Regions from separate parts of the Homo sapiens genome. Here region 1 is linked to region 2. The links are chromatin loops, found by intact Hi-C in ENCODE. Cell type or tissue: heart left ventricle. All regions are shown on one strand.

Region 1 (2,500 bases), 58 kb after region 2:
AGGTCAGAGAGGGCAGTGGGGCAGGTAAGGTCCCTGGAGCCACCACTGGAGCTAGACTTTGAGGGGCTCAGCTCCTCCTGCTCAGAGTCCACCTGTGCTGGGGCTGCATATCTCTACCCCTGTGCTCTTACCTGGGATGGTCACGTGCCAGACCAGGACCGGGTGGAGGAAGCAGGCCACCGACAGCAGCAGGTAGGCCAGGAACTTCTGGAAGCAGCCCAGCCAGTGGGCTTTCTCCCTTACTCTGTCTGCCAGGGACCCTGGTTGACACCTGGGGAGAGGGAGTCCAGGTTAGCATAATGTGTCCCAGGAAAACCCCAGCAAGACTGGATGCCATGGAGTCTGGGCCAGGCCCTGCTGTGGGCATGCTCTGCAGTGGGCCCTGGCTGAACAGAAAGCCCTAGCGGTCCTTGGTGTGGGTTCCACAATGAGTGGATTTGCCTGAGTCCCTCTAGAGGGTCCACAAGTTTTTGAAAGGCTGCCCAGACCTGTTTTTCTGGTCGAAGGGGAAGCAAGTTAAATGTTCTCAGGATGCTGCATGAGTTAGTGAGGAAGACAGCTGGAGGCTCAGGGCTCACTGGGAAGTCTGCACTAATGCAGAGAAAGTGTGCAGTTTGGGAGCCACCTGCCTGGGACAGTTGTGCTTGTAGTGCACTGCATAAGAGGCTTGGCCAGGTGAGTGAGCAGGCTGGCACCCAGCTGTGCCCTGTTCACCCAGCCTTGCTTAGGCACAGTACAGTGTTGGCCCAGAAGGGCTTCTTTTCTAACTGTATACACAGGGACCACACATAGCCCTGGCAGAAGCCTGATGCTGAGCAGCTTCCTTCAGGGGCGCTGCCTCCATGTTTCACAGGGGGCAAGTGCCTGCCTTTAGACCCAGCGCCTCCATCCTCTGAATTGGCCTAGAGCTGGGGCTCTACACAGCCACATCCTGCCCCTCTAGCTTTGAGGGAGTGCTCAGGCTGTCCAGGTGGCCCAAAGCACTGCTCTCTTATGCTCGCAGGCTGGACTGCCATGGCTCACTGGTGCCCCCTGGTGCCCATTCCTGCGTGTGTGTGGTGGCAGGGTGCGGTGGAGTCCATCCAGGGTCCATTCCTCCCCAGCCTTCTCCCCAGCTGAAGTTTCAAGCACAGCTTGGCAGTGGAATTCAGCAGAAAGGGGAAAGCTTTCTGCCTTAGGGCTGGTGAGCCTGAGAGGCAGCCAGTGGCCTTGCAAGGTGCTGGGACATCTGGATCTGAAGACTGGCTCTCTCACTGACCACCCAGGGACCAGTGTCTAGGTTCTGAGAGCCGCAGTCCTCGGTCTCACCGATAACAGCTTCCACATACTGAGTGTAGGCTGGGAAGCAGCAAGGGCCTCACGAGATCCTGCAGGGTCTGCACTCCTGCCCCACGAAGGGGTGTAGAGACATACTGCCCCTGACTTGCCCCCGGGCCCTAGGAAGAGACAGAGCCAGTTCCCAAACCCAGGTCTGCTCACTCCCAGCTGGGCCTTCTGCAGGGTCCTCACCCCATGGCAGATGGCTCAGACACTGGGGCCCAGTGACTGGCTGCTCCTGGTGAGGGGGAGCTGGACTTTTCTGGGGATTCTGGGCAAGGACAGGCCCTGAATGACTGTGTCAGTTGGTTCTCTTGGTTGGGACCAGGGCAAAGAAGGCAATGGAGCCCCTTGGGCCTGTGCCCACCTCCAGGCCAGGCTGATTGTACCTCGGTGGGGGGCTCCTGTCCACAGTGGCTTCAGGAGCAGGACATCCCCTGGTTGTGGGCTCTTGGGTGGAGACATCTGTGGTGTCTGGGGCTGGGGTGGACAATGGAGGGGTCTCTCTGGAAACTACTTACTGGAAGCAGATGGCCAGCAGCTGAGCCACAAAGTAGGCCCCTTCACATATGGAGACAGCGGCTCCTGTAAACCTGCAGGTGGAGACAGGTGAGGGAGGCTGGCGCCTCTGTCTTCCTTTGCTTTCCTGAGGGCTGTCTTCTCACACGTGGCCTCCTGACATCACATCTACAGCCAATGGACTCACCTGGATTCCCCCAGACAACATTCACCACGGGCTGTCTCCAGGACATGGCGTGTTCCGGACTGGGCCATGCTGGGGAGAGGTGGGGTCTGGGGTTCAGAGATGGGTGGGGAGGGCACCGTGGCCAGCAGGTGACATGGCCTTCACCTGGCACCCTGTGTGACACTGGCAGGCACATCCTTCTACCTGCTGGTCACCAGGATGGACACCCACTGCCTGTGTTCCAGCCTTAAACCTGGACCTGTTCCTGACCCTTTCCTTCTTCCTTTTCCTATTATCCAAATAGTCACCAGGAGCTGTTGATTACATTCCTTCAATACCTTCCAAATCGCTCCTGTTCTCTGACCTCATGGGCATTGCCTGGGTTCAGGCCCTGCCCCCTGGACCCCTGCACCAGTTCCACTTCCTCACTTACCCCAGGCCTGTCTCCTGCTCCCCCACTGTGTCACTCTGGGCTGCCTGACACCTGAATCTGATCAT
Region 2 (2,500 bases):
CCTCTGGGCTAGGGGGTAGGGAGGTGGGAGCACCATTGTTTCTAACAATGGAATGCAATTGCAGCAGCCTGAGGGATACGGGGTCACTAGGCCTCCTACTTGAGGTTCAAACCCTGTAAGCATCTTCTATGCAGAGGAGTTTGGAAATGCACTCACTGTCTGGTCAGAACTCAGGCTGTTGGTAAGACTTAAATATCTCCCTGTTTTCCACAGGTGCGAGGTAGGGCCTAGTTAAAAAGCCTTTGCATAGGTCTCTCACATAATGACAACAAAATACATTCCAATGAAGGAAAAGACTTTACTTCCCTAGAGGAAAAGGACAGGCCATGGTTTTATAGGACCCAAATTCTTCTTTCCCCTAAGCTGCTGGTGCTGGCGGTCACTGATGGGAGAGGGAGGGCTGGCGCCTCCCTGTGCTAGGCTGGGAGCCCTTTGGGAGAGTGTGGAGCTCCTGGAGACATCAACTGACAGGGCTCTGGCCAGGAGTCCTTGGGAGGCCCCGTCACCCAAGAACCCCTCACCCTAGAGCAGGCCTCCCCAGCCTTGGCCCCCACTCACTTCATGGGGGACTTCCACGCCCAAGTCAGCTTCCATCAGGAAGATCCTGGCGATCTTCTCACATGGCCCATGCAGGATTCTGGAAATCAGCGGGTACTCGCAGTCTTTTAATTTTGTCCGCTCTGAAAAAGAAGGTGGTTTACAAAAATCACGGGAGATTAGGATCACCTCTGTCTGTTCCAGATTAGGAACTGATAGAAAATGTGCGTCTAGGGGCGCAGGGAACCCTAAGAACACAGACCTCGCTAACAGCGCTGCCCTGAGAGATTCCTGCTCATGCAGAAGGGAGGCAGAACAGGGCCCCCAGATCTGCCACTTTGGCATAAGGATTAAGTGGAGCGGCTGGCAATTGAGAAGAAGAAGATACAAGTGAGGCTCTTTGCCCTCCCCTATTTGCCAAAAAGCAGGACATAAATTTGTCAAGGTGTGCCCCCGTCCCTCTCTAGGCAATGATGGAGTTAATCACCAGAGACAACCCGAGCCCCTCCTCAGCCTGGAGAGGGCACCAGAGGAACCTGCACAGCACGTCCCGCTGAAGCCCTTCCCTTCCCGCAGCTCCCCGTGCGGTGACCTTCCCACCCTTCGCCTCCCCAGAAACTCAGGCCCTTCTCCTCTGTCTTGTCACTTCTCTAAAAACTTACTGCTCTTTTGTGAATATGCTATTTAAGCCCAAATTCTGACCATTCATCCCTGGATATTCCAAAGGGCATGCATGATGCAAGTGTTAACAAACTTCTGTTTGTTCTTCTCCTTAATCTGTCTTTTGTTAATCTAAATACAGGGCCCCAGCCAGTGAACCTAAATGGGTAGAAAGAGAAGATAATTTTCCTCCCCTACAGTGTCATTCAGCAAAGGTGCAGCTTGAAGAGAAACAAGATCTGAGGGGTGGGAGAAAGGAAAGCTGAGACGGGAGGGCCAGGGCCTGATGCACTGCGACACGCACCCCACCCTTCCTGACTCGGCGCCAAGGAGCTAGGTACCCACCCATCCATTTCTCTGGAAGAGGCGGAGAGGGAGGCTTCCTATAGCTTGGTGGGATTCTCCTTCAGAATCCTGAAAGAATTAAACTTAATGTACTGAGCGACCTAGAAAATCCAAGGACATTTTAATGTGCTTTAAATTCGAAGCCAAAAGTATGTTTTCTTTTCCTCAAGGCTTCCATAGTGTGCCTGGGTTTGGGTGGGGGAGAAATGTTCATGCTGGGAGGCACAGTGTGCCCTAGCCCACTAGGCAAGCCAGCACGGAGCCCATCTGGAAGGGAGTACAGTCAGTGGTTGGTGGGGAGGGGGCTTGCTGAACAGGTAGAGACCTTTTGCTTTTACGATCCAGAAGTGGGGCAGGTACTTACCCCCAGACTCGTGAACGATGTAGAGTGCGAACTCACTGGGGCCATCTTCCACCTGCACAGGCAGTCACAGGAAGTCAGATCACGGTGCTTGGAGATGGGAGAGAACTGAGAGGGTCCCCTGACAGTAACTACACCCCCAGTAACACACACGCAAGTTGCAAGGAACCTGTCCTCTCCCAACCTCCTCTTGCTTGAAATCCGAGAAACCAAAGCTCAGCAGAGGGACCCTTGCTAGACCTTCTGCCCAGGCAGCTTCTGCCACGGGCAGCTTTCCCCAGAACCCCACCCCCAACAGAATAGCAGACCACTGGCATCCTGGGGCAAGGCTGCTCCTGACCAGGCTTACCCTAAATTTGTTCAGCAGCAGGGTGAGCACCTGCAGGGTTGTCATGGTGCTGTTGACCCTCACATTGGTCACGGATCCATAGGCTGGAGTAAACACGGAGGTCTGTACCAGGAAGGGAGAGAAGTTCAGGTCAGGCCCAGAGGGGACAAGGGACTGACATCACAACGGTGAACAGACCAAGGCAGCAGGTGACGCTGAGATCTGGGAACACCTGCACCTGTCCATTCACGCTGATGCACACATAAGCT

The links. Peaks named below come from ENCODE experiments on the same cell type or tissue, not always from the same donor. Only the 100,000 strongest peaks of a DNase experiment are listed, where the experiment ranks them.
Region 1: it touches region 2 in a loop (10-fold over the local background); 30 of 110 quality-filtered maps call a loop at or near these places.

Annotation. Positions count from the first base shown.
Region 1 is chr10:44,931,408-44,933,907 of GRCh38, reverse strand. TMEM72 (transmembrane protein 72) reads right to left here. Exons shown (of 5, transcript NM_001123376.3): 3 at 1,839-1,910; 4 at 132-271. The region is part of intron 1 of TMEM72-AS1 (TMEM72 antisense RNA 1); the gene reads left to right. Among named protein-coding and RNA genes, the nearest start is that of TMEM72, 21 kb to the right of the region's middle. RefSeq lists enhancers at 134-840, 841-1,548. In heart left ventricle, a CTCF peak has its summit at 1,032 (motif pointing left); DNase peaks (open chromatin) are centred at 1,007 and 2,107.
Region 2 is chr10:44,989,128-44,991,627 of GRCh38, reverse strand. RASSF4 (Ras association domain family member 4) reads right to left here. Exons shown (of 11, transcript NM_032023.4): 7 at 2,253-2,354; 8 at 1,907-1,958; 9 at 559-680. Among named protein-coding and RNA genes, the nearest start is that of ZNF22-AS1, 10 kb to the left of the region's middle. RefSeq lists an enhancer at 1-626. In heart left ventricle, a CTCF peak has its summit at 1,055 (motif pointing right); no DNase peak of the experiment used is centred here; H3K27ac peaks cover 1,893 bases.